Regions from separate parts of the Mus musculus genome. Here region 2 is linked to region 1. Evidence: chromatin contacts called from ENCODE Hi-C or POLR2A ChIA-PET data. All regions are on one chromosome and are shown on one strand. The core of a region is the stretch at or near the end of the contact, and the rest is flanking DNA. Distances in the headings are between cores, read along the strand shown. Region 1 holds the start of Slc25a16 (solute carrier family 25 (mitochondrial carrier, Graves disease autoantigen), member 16). Region 2 holds the start of Hnrnph3 (heterogeneous nuclear ribonucleoprotein H3).

Region 1 (6,230 bases), core at 3,372-5,871:
TCACTCCTTGGCGCAGCAGAACTGTCAACTCTTAGCTTTTCTACTATGGAGGTAAAATCCTTTGGTGATATGAGACATTCAAGTACAGCCTTATTACAATGAACTCCAATGTCCAAAAACTGTTCTTATTTTGTGTTTGTACCACAGAAAAAGTCAAGATTTTAAACTCGGGCTGGTGAGATGGCTCAGTGGGTAAGAGCACCCGACTGCTCTTCCAAAGGTCCGGAGTTCAAATCCCAGCAACCACATGGTGGCTCACAACCATCCATAACAAGATCTGATGCCCTCTTCTGGAGTGTCTGAAGACAGCTACAGTGTACTTACATATAATAAATAAATAAATAAATCTTTAAAAAAAAAAAAAAAAAAAAAAGATTTTAAACTCTACTAAAAACAAAACAAAACAAAACAAAACAAACAAGCAAAAAGACTTTACCTATTTATGTTCATTAAAAAAACTAATAGTGCCAGGCGTGGTGGCACACACCTTTAATCCCGGCACTCGGGAAGCAGAGGCATGCAGATTTCTGAGTTCAAGGCCAGCCTGGTCTACAGAGTGAGTTCCAGGACAGCCAGGGCTACACAGAGAAACCCTGTCTCGAAACAAACAAACAAACAAACAAACAAACAAACAAACAAAGACAAACCAACTGCCAAGAGTTAAAGGCCATTCTAAACTAAATAGTTAAGTTCCAGGCCAGCCAGGGCTACCCAGAGGGATCCCAGGCTAAGGGAAAAAAAAAAAGAAGAAAAGAAAAAAATTGAGTGTTCACTTTGTAGTAAGCACTAGGCTGAGATTTGACTGTAGACACTGTGCCAAGATTGCTACACTCTCATTTAACCCTTTCAGTACTGGAACATCACAGAGTCTGATGGCATAGACATGTGATCCTACCTACTGGAACGGCTGCACAAGGATCCTCCTGAGCTTAGAGCTTGCCTGTGCTACAGGGCAAGTGCAAGGCTGCCACGGGCAACTTAGTGAACCTGAACCTGAGCAAAGGGCTGGGAGCACGAGCTGCTCCTGCAGAGGTCATGGCATATGGTGGCTCACAACCACCTGTAATTCTAGTTCCATGGGATTGGGCAACCTCTTCTGTCTGTGCACACAAGGACTGCACAGGGTGCACACACGCACATACATACATGCACACAGAGAAAACGCACATAATAACTAAGGAAGCAATTATTTTTTTAAAAAGGAAAGAGGAGGGCTGGAGAGATGGCTCAGCGATTAAAAGGACTGACTGCTCTTCCAAAGGTCCTGAGTTGAATTCCCAGCAACAGCATGATGGCTCACAACCATCTGTACAGCCACATTGTACTCAAATACATAAGATAAATAAATAAATAAATCTTAAAAAAAAAAAAAGGAAAAAGGAGCAGCAGCAGGAGGAGGAGGAGCAGCATCGCAGGGTGTGGTGGACACATCTGAGACACTGTGCCAAGATTGTCTGAGACGTGGCCCTAGGAAAGCAGAGGCGGGGGTCTGAGGAATTCAGTCACTTTCAGCTAAATACTAAGTTGGAGGCCACCCTACCATATATGAGATTCTGTCTTAACAAACTCTAGTCAGACATAGTGGCACACATTTTTAATCTCAGCACTCGGGAGTCAGAGGCAAGCAGATCTCTGAGCTTGAGGCCATCTTATTGGGAGTATAATTATTTTCTTCTGCAGATTAAAAAAAATTTTTTTTGTTTTGTTTTTGTTTTTTGTTTTTTGTTTTTTGTCTTTTGAGATAGGGTTCCTTCTTCCTGGGGATCTGGTGATGCAATGGCTGCCAAGAACAAAATCCTTGGCAGTGTAAGCAATCTGTTGTACGTCTCGGTTCCTCTTAGAGGCCTTCAAAATAGTTTTCTGATGGATACTGGTATCTCTGATCTCAATGCTGACCCCAACCTAAGATCCAAAAAAATATTCAAAGTACCTCTGGGAAGCCAGGGCAGTATGGGAAGGGTTCATGTAGAGGTTTGAATGAGAATGGCCCCTATCTTGGATTTACTGCTGTAAACAGACACCATGACCAAAGCAACTCCAAGAACAATATTTAATTGGGGCTGCTTATAGGTTCAGAGGTTCAGTCCATTATCATCAAGGTGGGAACATGTCAGCATGGTGTAGGAGGAACTGAGTGTTCTACATCTTCATCTGAAGGCTGCGAGGAGAATACTGATTTCCAGGCAGCTAGGATGAGGGTCTTATATATAGTCCATGCCCACAGTGACACATCTACTCCAACAAGGCCACCACAAGTACTCCAACATGGCCACACCTAATAGTGCCACTCCTTGGTCTGAGCATACACAAACCATCATAGTTCCCAAAGTCTCATATTCTTAAATACTCAGTCCCTGTGCCGGGCAGTGGTGGCGCATGCCTTTAATCTCAGAACTTGGGAGGCAGAGGCAGGAAAAACCAAAAAATAAAATTAAATAAACAAATAAATACTGGTCCCTGGCTGGTGGAAATGTTGTAAAGGATTGGGAGGTGTGGCCTTGTTGGAGAAGGTAGGTCACTAGGAGTAGGCTTTGAGGTTCAAAAGACTCCCATCATGGCCAGTGTATATATACACACACACACACACTCACACACACATTGTGTACACATTGGTTTTTCAAGACAGAATTTCTCTGTGTAGCTCTGGCCATCCTGGAACTCATGCTGTAGACCAGACTGGCCTGGAGCTAATTCTGCCTGCCTCTGCCTCCCGAGTGCTAGGACTAAGTAACAAATGTCTTTTTAATCTGAGAAGAAAATAATTACATTCCCAAAACAGCTGCAAGCTATGACCCTATCTTTCCATAAGACCTCATGATGTGTATTTTTTTTATTGCCAGTCATAAATAATTAACTGAGCCGGGTGTGGTGGCGCATGCCTTTAATCCCAGCACTCGGGAGGCAGAGGCAGGCGGATTTCTGAGTTCGAGGCCAGTCTAGTCTACAAAGTGAGTTCCAGAACAGCCAAGGCTACACAGAAAAACCCTGTCTGGGAAAAAAAAAAAAAAAAGAAAAGAAAAACCACATAAATAATTACCTGATGACAACTCAAATAATCAATCATTGTGGGGAGGGAGAGGTTAAGAGATACAAACTTACAAACACCTGCTTACTGAAAGGGAGAGGAACCCTGGCACATGCAAGCCATCTGGTAGAGTAAGCACAAAGCACAGTGCTTCTTTTCAAGCAGTTACAAGCTTGTTTACCACGATTCCTGGAACCAGTTTTGGTTGTAGGCAGTTTTCTTTTTTTGTTTTTTGATTTTCCGAGACAGGGTTTCTTTGTGTAGCCCTGGCTGTCCAGGAACTCACTCTATAGACCAGACTGGTCTACAGCATGGACTACAGATTTGTTGTTCTTCTCAAGCCCCTCCCACTTTTGTCCATCAGTTTACCATCATCTATCTACAAGATTAACCAAAACAACAAAGCCAGGGATCTTTGCTATCACCTCCATCTATCTTCTATCGCATGACAAGGTCTGCGGGCCTGCTTCTCCAACTGTTTGGTTTTTGTTTTTTGATTTTTTTTTTTTTTTCGAGACAGGGTTTCTCTGTGTAGCCCTGGCTGTCCTGAACTCACTCAGACCAGGCTGGCCTCGAACTCAGAAATCTGCTTGCCTCCCAAGTGCTGGGATTAAAGGCGTGCACCACCACCACCGCTGGGCGGTTGTAGGCAATTTTGCACAATATCCTTAGTCATTTTATTTTGTTTTTGAGACAGGGTATCACTTTGTATTCCTTGCTTGCCCAGAACTTGCTATGAAGACCTGGTTGACCTCAAACTCAAGATCTGCCGACCTTTGCATCTGCCTGGTGCTGCGATTTAAGGCACATTCCACCATGTCCAGCTCATATCCTAGTCTATTTTTCAAAGTTAGCCTCTAGAGACGGACTGTGCGACATGTGCCTGTAATTCCAGCACTTGGGATGCAGAGGCAGGAGAATCGGGAGTTCAAAGCCAGCGTCAACTACATAAGGCTCTTGAGGTGGGGGGGCGGGGGGGAATACATTAAATATTCTCAAATCATTATCCGCACGCGCGCGCACACTCACGCGAAGGGGACGCGAGCCCAAGCTGGCCTCCACCTCCAAAACTTATTTTCCTTTCAAGCAAACAGCAAAACCCAATCCTACACTGTCACACGTGTTGTTTGTAACAGAAAGGGGTGGTCCCCACCATGTCCCACCTAAAGGATCCTGTTTTCAACCTTAAGAAATAGGTGCTTGGTTCAGCGGAGGGATTAGCCCCGGCTGCAGGGGCTGACGTGAAGGCCCGGCTGGGTGCTGCAGCAGGAGAAGCTCGGGACTGTCTGATCGGCCCGCGGACCGGCTTCAACACCCAGCCCCGGGGTCCGGGCGGCGGATACTGACCTCCGGCCAAGAAGGAACGCAGCCAGTAGAAGTCTCGGCGTGAGGTCGGGCCCCCGCTCCCAGCCGCCTGCGGCACCGCGGGTGCAGGCTCGGCCGCCGCCAGGGCCGCCGCAGCCACCAGGGCCGCCATCGGGACCTGCGCCACGTCCCGAGCCTCCGCTGCCAACTTACAAAACACTGGGCAGCACCATGGCTGGAGCCGGCTCTGACAGGAGCCCAGCCGCCGCGCGGGCGGGGCCAGATGATGCCCATGGCGCGCGGCGGCGAGGAATGATGACGCACGCAGCCGCCGCTGGGACCCGTCCAAGAGAGCAAGGCGGAAGTGGGCGTCACCCAGGGGGTCTGCGACACTCAGGGTCCCGGGTTTCCTGCTGAAGGTTTGCGAGCCTCTTGAGCCAGACCAGTAAATTCAGGCTTGCAGTCTCAGCACGAGCGAACCTGATGACTCCTGACCATGGAGATCAAGACCCGCTTGAGCTATGTAGTGAAGCTCATGCCTGTCATCCCAGCACTCAGGACTCTGAAGCAGGGGCATCACCTCCAGACCAAGACCAGCATGGGTAACTTAGTGAGTTCCCGACTAGCCCAGGCTGCAGAGAGAAAGATACTGTGTCAAAAGAAAATGCTAGACAAGCTAGCTGGCTCAACGGCTGAAGGCACTTGTCACTAGGCTGGCCGACCTGAGTTGTCTCCAGACCCGGCCTAGTTGAAGGAGACAGTCGATTCCCACAAATTATTCTTAGACCTCCATACATGCAACTTGGCAGCACGCGCGCCCACACGCGCACACACTATAATAAATGTTGAGAGCCATAGAGATGGCTCAGCGGTTAAAAGCACTCTTGTTCTTGTAGAATACCTGGGTTTGATTCGCGCGCGCGCGCGCGCGTGTGTGTGTGTGTGTGTGTGTGTGTGTGTGTGTGTGTGGTGTGTATGGTGCCTCTGGCATTAACACAAGCAGCTCAGCCTTCCCTGTCTTTCTGATCCACTCCCATCTTCTGATCTCACACACGATAAATTCTTTAACCTGCTGTCTTCACAAACTCTTTCTCTTTTATTTCTCCTTCTTTTCTTTTTCTTCCTCTCTCCCTGCCTTTCTCGGGACCGGCTATGGAGGCTTGGCTTGTTTGGAGATTCTAGCAGGGTGACACATCTATTCCCACACCCTTTATCAAAGATGGTGTCCTTCTCTCTTAGGGGAAGGTCATCTTTGTCCAAACAGGCATGTAGTTCTGGAAGCCATGTACATGGAGTGGGAAGAGGGGAGGAGACACTCACATAGACAAGCAGGTCGCCAGGCGTGGTGGTCCACGCCTTTAATCCCAGCACTTGGGAGGCAGAGGCAGGCGAATTTCTGAGTTCGAGGCCAGCCTGGTCTACAGAGTGAGTTCCAGGACATCCAGGGCTACACAGAGAAACCCTGTCTCGAAAAACAAAAATAAATAAATAAATAAATAAAAAGACAGCAGGTCAACTTGGTAATCAGTGGAGTGACAGATGGTGCAACTGCATCACCCTCACATCTGTGACCTAGGACTAAATACTAAATATGGCCCAGCCTGGTCTCTAGCCTGAGATACTTCTGCCTCAACCCTGCATGTGCTAAGAGTACAGGAGGATTTCACCACCACTCCTGGGGTGATCTTTATCTGTGTCTCTCTTCCCCCCTTCCTCTGTATCTCTCTCTCTCTGTCTCGGTTGTTCTCTCTGTGTGTGAGACGGGTGTCGGGGGAGAGAAAAAAAAAACAAACTAGGGATCCATTGACCTCAGAGCTTATCAAATGCTAGGCATTTGTATCTGACATCTAGGTTACAGGCATTTAAACTCCCCATCTTCTCTCCTAAGTATACTGTTCAT
Region 2 (6,317 bases), core at 2,330-4,829, 100 kb before region 1:
CTGGTCATGGGGGCAGAGACAGGAGAATCTCTTGGGGCTTGCTGGCCAGCCAACCGAGCCTAAGCAAACCGTAGACCAGTGAGAGTCCCTGTCATATTAAGAGGTGTATGGTGGGGACAGGTAGATGGCTCAGCAGCTAAAGGAGCTTACTGCCAAGCCTTAATGCCATGGGTTTGATACCCCAGACTCCGAGTGATAGACAGACAGAATGGAGAGACCTGAACCTCACACCTGTACCCTGCACTACACACACACACACACACACACACACACACACACACACACACAGTGTTAAAAAAACCAAAACCTGAAGCTGCTTGTGGGTTGGTCTCCATGTGCACACAAGCACCGGTACTCTCAAATATGGAGAATGACTGGGTTCCGGGCCTCCTGCTGTTAGGTACCATTTGTCTACTTAGTATCATACTAGATGAGGTCTTCTCGTTTCCATAGTTACCAGGGAAGTAATTTTAACAAACTCTCGAAAATGAAATCTTTGAAAGCCTTGTCGAGAAACAGTGGTGGCTATGTGAAGAAGGTGTTCGCTCTTTTAAAGTCATCAGATATTTAGTTCATAAGCCAAAGAAGGAATCCTTCACAAAGCCCTGTCAGAGTTGATGTTCCAAAGCCCTTAAACACAGACTAGACACAACTCCAATACAATGCTGTGGACTGTTTTGTTCTTGGCTTGTTTTCATGCAGGCAGAATGATCTGCAGTATCATTAGGGATCTATGAACACCGACGGTAGACTACTTTTTAGCTAATGTGCTCTGTCTGCCCCCAAGAGAATGCACTCTCAATTTCTTTCATTTCCCCGAAGGTCCTGCATGGAATTTTCCTACTCCCTTTATTCTGATGGAGTGACGCAGGGTGACTGAGCCTCGGATTGTTTTCCTCCAGGAGCTGTGGGCATTTCCATTTCCTTCTCCTGCTTCATCTTTTCTCTTTATACACTATAACAAAGATGGACTTCAGGGTCCCTCTGACCTCTATTCTAACAGGAGAGCACATGAAAGAGAGAGGGGGGGAGGAAGTGGGGAAAGGAGAGGGGGCAAGGAAAAAAGAGAGGGGAGGTGAAAAAAGCAGCTGGGAGCCCCGAGTTGTAACCGTCTCCATGGAAACAATTCCTTAGAGATCAATCTGGAAACAATTCTGTAGGCATCCCCGGAACAGCAGGGTCCAATCACACCAAGCTTTACAACAGGATTCAACTGGGTGAGGAAGGAGCAGGTTCTTTTTTTTTTTTTTTTTTTTTTTTTTTTTAAGGAAAATTAGTAAACTAAGAAGCTAATACAAATTACCTTTACCATGGTCAAATGCCTCTTTAAATGAAAACTTCCCTACTTGCTGTAACAAAAGGGCAAAAGGCCTGGAGTACTAATTTGAAGACCTAAATCTTCATAGTGGTAACCGGCACTCACCACAAAGAAATGACAGAGACACGCCTCCAAAGAAATGACAGAGACACGCCTCCAAAGAAATGTCAGCATTGGTTGAAAAGTCATACATTAGAGCCATCAAAACGAATTGAGGATTGTGGCCGATAACCACACAAAGTGTGTGCAAAGAATGCCAAATTCATTCATGCTGTAAGCAGACTGAATTCCAGGGGAAGAGGAAAAGGGATTACAGAATTCCACCTACCCAATCATGTTGAAAGAGTGAAAGGTAAAGGAGCCATGTAATTAAAACCCAATAGAAGAAAGGCCCTGGGAAGGTTTCATCCTAAGAGTTCAGCTTGGAGTACTGCTAATAAGCCAGTTCCCTTTAGGTTTGTTACCCCCTCCACCCCACCGCCCAGAGGCAGTGTTTCTCAGTGTAGCCCTGGCTGTCCAGGAACTCACTCTGAAGACCAGGCTGGCCTCCAACAAAGAGATCCAACTGCCTCTGCCTCCCGAGTGCTGGGATTAAAGGTGTGCACCACTACCCAGCTAAACCAGTTACTTTTTTAAAAAAGAGAACATACTTTGGGCTCTAAATCAACCCCCAGCTATTAAAAGGAGGGGGTGGGGTAACTTTAGGGGATTAAAGTAACAATAAAATAACCAAGCTTCAGCAAGTGTCTGGCCAGTAAGCCACTAACTTGTCACCACATAAAAGAGTTTAGTGTTATCAAGTGTAATTATTTTCACTCTTGTGGGACTAGGGACTGCATCTGTGAAATACCACTTTGTAAGGCTATGGAGACACAGAGGGTCAGGAGTTCAAGGACATCCTTGGCTACCCAAGAACAAAGACAAGGAACTGCTTACCATGCCATTTCAGGAAGTACTTAATAAACCTGAGCTATGACGGCTTCTAGAACATACTTTGATTTTCCTGTCTGTAAGTATAAGCACACTGCGCCCCCCCCCCCTTCTCTGAAGGATATTTTGGGCTATAAAATCAGTAGAGTACTAAAGACTTTCAAGTAGGTTTGAAGATGAATTAAAGCCGTGAAATACAAGTTTCCATACAAGAAAGTCATTGGCCTCTTGGCTCTAGTATAAACATAAATAAAAATTCATAGTAAATCAAATCCAACCTTCCACACTGCCACTACTCCACTCCACATGGACTTCCCAGTGTTTGTAGCACAAAGAAATCTTTGGATGCACACTGAAGGGTGATTCCAACCCAGCCCCATCCACGTTCACAGCCTTAGTCTGTCCAGCCCGGCCTCTTTTCGCCCTCTGCTGTCCGTACCCACCTTAATTAGCTTTGCTCTCCCAAGTCTCTCAACACCAGGGTGGCCCTCCACCTTCCCACAGCCTTTCCATGTGCAATTTGTGTTACAACTTTAAAAAAGCCATAAACGGGTCGGGAGCAATCTTGGTAGCACGACAGAACCTCCACATGCGGTTTTTTTAGGTGTCTCCTGCGAGCACAATTTTTAGGAATACCAAACTCTTACTTAGATAAAGTCTATTGCCGTGAACCACAGACCCGTCACCCGGGTTTAATGGAGAGAAAAACCGAACCTGGCAGGTAGGAAACCAATCAAGGCGCCAAGGCTGCCTACGCAGGGGAACAAAGGGGATGCCCCAGGCTAGGACGGGAATCCTGCTGGGTTTAGACGCTTTGTATCTTCGCAGGCGCAACATTCATCTTTTTTTCTGATTGCATAATGCAAATATGGTGGACCAGCAAAGCCGTCCCCGGGTTGGGGGGCGGGGTGACAGAAACCACGTGGCTCCTTCCGCGCGGGGGCCTTTGTGGGATCTATTCCCAGTGGAGCAGATAAGAAACTTAGCAAACCGCGTGACCACGGCTCCTCAGAGGCCCGTGGGGAGGGACAAACGTGAGCTCCGGGGTTCAGAGGGTTGGTCGGTCGGCGGGAGCCAACGGAGTCCGCCACAGCCCACTCGCTGCGACTCCACGCCCACCACGGTGGCAACCGGGCAGGTCCCGAGTGCGCAGGTGCGCTGCGCCCCGCCCCCTGGGAGACCACGCTGTCACTCAAGTATCGCGAGAGCAGCGCGGCAGAGAGGGGGTGGGCCTGGGCAGTCGGCCCTGCCCCCTCCCTCTCTCTCGCCCCCCTCCCATCCCCCCTCGGCAGTCGCTCGGCTGCGCAGCTCCTAGAGCGGTTGGCGCGGCGGGAGACGGTTGAGGGGAGCGAGGGAGCCGAACCGTTGTGGCGAGCGCTCAGCAGCGGGCGAGCCAGGCGTCCCTGCCCGCGACCAGACCCGCGCGAGCGTCGGTGTAGGCGTTGCTTACGCCCCACAGGGTATCTGAAGTAGAAGGGGGGGTAGGTTGGGCCGGCGGTGCCGACAGCGGAGTCGGGAGAAGGACGAAGAGCCCGGGAGCGGGTGAGGGAACGCGGAGTGGCCGCTCGCTCGCTCTCCCCCGCCGCTCGGCTGCCGCCATCTTGGGGGCCGGTAGCGGTCGGGTCGCCTTCCCGCCTTTCCCCCGCTCGGGCTACTTTGTCGCCTCCGGCTTACGGGAAAGTGTCCGGCAGGAGAGAGTGCGGGCGGGAGATCCGAGCTCTCCGGTAGGGATGAGGGTGGGGAGCTCAGCGAGCCGGGAAAGCGGGACGCGCTCCGGGTGGAAATGGCGCTCGGCGGGCCCGGCCACCCACCGGGGCCTCCGGTGCTCTCGAAGGGACTACCTGGGGCCGGCGGGGCTGCGAGGGGCTGCTGACGCAGACTCCAGGGTTGAGACAGGGGGAGCTGGGGGCGGGGGAAGGAGAAGCCAGTGACGACGAGGGCGCTCCGATGCCAGATGCAGGACAAAGGCGGCCGCGGTCCTCCTTTGTAATTCCGCCGCTCGGTTGCGATGGCCTTGGCCGGGGGCCGGAGGCGGACTGTCCCCTATCTCCCGGGTCTCTAGGGCGAGCTGGGCAAACGGAAAATCTCCGGGAGGAGGCAAAGGACGCTTAGCCGACCTTTTAGTCCCTATTTGGAACTGCGGAGAGAGTCCGTTGCGCATCTCCAAAGAATTACCACCCACCTACCCCATGTCCCCCTCTTAGGTGTCGACCAAGACTTTTCATTTTGGAAGAGAAGTGCATGGCTTTTCTAATAGGAATAGTGCAAAGTGGGTGTGTTTCAAACAGGTCCGGGCCAGGTGAACTGCGAAGGTGCTGCGTTTAGGCAAGGGTGGAGAGTTAAGTTGTGTTTGGGGTAGTTAACTCTCCAGGAGTTGTGTTTTGTGTCGTTTTGTAATTAAGGCCGAAAGCCCAGTGCATTTCGTTTCATTTGATGGCTGAGCATGTTTAAAACTTGTATCGAACTGTGGTGTTTTGAAGCCGAAATAGGTCTCTTAAAGTGGAAGCCGAATCGCGTACCTAGTTGACGCGTTTTGGGTCCTTAAATTGGAAGCCGAATCGCGTACCTAGTTGACGCGTTTTGGGTCCTTAAATTGGAACTGTCATTAATTTTCATTGAAAATGGGTTAAAAAGGAAAAAAAAAAAAAAGCACATTTGGGCCTGAAAGTTAACTTGCTCATGAGTAATGGGAAAACTGTTAACGTACATTCCAATATTTAAAACAAAAGCTGGATAAAACGCCCAATCGTATTTTGTGAGTTCCAGGGCTATAGAGCAAGAATCCGTCTCAAAACGAAAAAAAAAAATCTCCAAGAAACAGATTACCACCTAGAAAAAGGAGGGTTTTTGGTTTTTTTGTGGCTTTTTTTTTTTGTTGTGTTTTGGTTTTGTTTTTCCTTAGACAGGGTTTCACTGTATAACCCTGGCTGTCCTGGAACTCATGTCACCAGGCTGGCCTCAAACTCAGAAATTTACCTGCTTCTGCCTCCCAAGTGCTGGGATTAAAGGCGTGCACCACCACGCCCGGCCAAAAAAGGAGATTCTTCATGGACTTTGGAAATGCAGAGGGTTCAGATCTACTATAACGAACTAAAAGATACGTCCACATTTTCTTGATTGGGTTACATTAGAAATGCCTTTACTTTTTTTGAGACAGGATCTTGATGTAACTGGATGTGTACTGAAGGCCTCCCTCTTGGAGCCTCTGTCTCCCAAATGTGTTTTGCTTTATTTTGAGATAAGGTTTCATTGTAGACCATGCTGGTCTTGATTGGAGGATCTTGATATTTCTGCCTCCCAAGTGCTGTGAGCCACCATCAACTTTTTTTTAAAGTGGTATACCACAGATTTTAGTACATTGCTAGTTATCAGACCCTCACTTCAATCCGGTTTTAAAAAACGCTTCTATCATTTCAAGAAGATACATGTACCAACAGTCATCCCATGACAGTGTTCTCTATGTCAAACCTCAGAAGCAACAGATCAGGTTCTGCTTTTTGTTTGTTTGCTTTTTAAAGATTTTTACGTGTTTGTATAGTTGGAATAGTACATAGTCTTTTGTGACTGAAATTTTTGCTTTCTATTTAAAGTCTCAAAAATGTTACTAAAGCTGGCTTCATTTTAACTGCTAGTATTTTTAAATTGGTCCTACGACTTGGAGGTTTTGTGGTTAGTGTTTTGCTGTTTACCCTGGCTCTCCTAGGACTCCTAGCCTCAAACCATCCTTCCACTTTCCCCTCCTTAGGCTACGGGAGCAAGGACTGCACCTATATAGCTCTTGGGGTGGAGTGGGGGATGTGACTCAGGTTGGTCTCCTGTCTCAAGCTCTGAAATTAGTGGCATGAGAACAGTTGGGATCCCCAAAGCAGAGTAGTGATTAATTTATGACAGTTACAAATAAGGTTGGCGTATTGTAAATAGTGACCTGATACATAGCCTCTGGAAACTGGAGGAATCAGAACAGACTGCCCTTCTTCAGGTTTTAGTAGGACTCTAGACTTGAGCTAAAAGGTATATTAGAGCAAGGCTGTTTCCCTCCTCTCTTTACTTGAATGGAAAGTCACCCCGT

The links. A loop is a pair of places that touch in the nucleus more often than their neighbours do. ChIA-PET counts read pairs that join two places held with the same protein, here RNA polymerase II (POLR2A).
Region 2: a map of heart shows a loop between it and region 1 (6-fold over the local background). The contact joins the promoter of Hnrnph3 here to the promoter of Slc25a16 in region 1. A Hi-C loop is called at or near these places in 1 of 37 maps with a recorded cell type or tissue (heart). POLR2A ChIA-PET finds 5 or more read pairs at or near these places in 4 of 5 experiments (Patski and embryonic stem cell).

What each region holds. Positions count from the first base shown.
Region 1 is chr10:62,919,024-62,925,253 of GRCm38, reverse strand. Slc25a16 (solute carrier family 25 (mitochondrial carrier, Graves disease autoantigen), member 16) reads right to left here and starts at 4,621. Exons shown (of 9, transcript NM_175194.2): 1 at 4,373-4,621. The coding sequence starts at 4,502. It overlaps Gm25862 (a small nucleolar RNA gene), which reads left to right and starts at 1,730; the gene lies at 1,730-1,858.
Region 2 is chr10:63,021,111-63,027,427 of GRCm38, reverse strand. It overlaps Hnrnph3 (heterogeneous nuclear ribonucleoprotein H3), which reads left to right and starts at 3,579. Exons shown (of 10, transcript NM_001079824.1): 1 at 3,579-3,708. Pbld2 (phenazine biosynthesis-like protein domain containing 2) reads right to left here and starts at 2,916. Exons shown (of 10, transcript NM_026085.2): 1 at 2,692-2,916.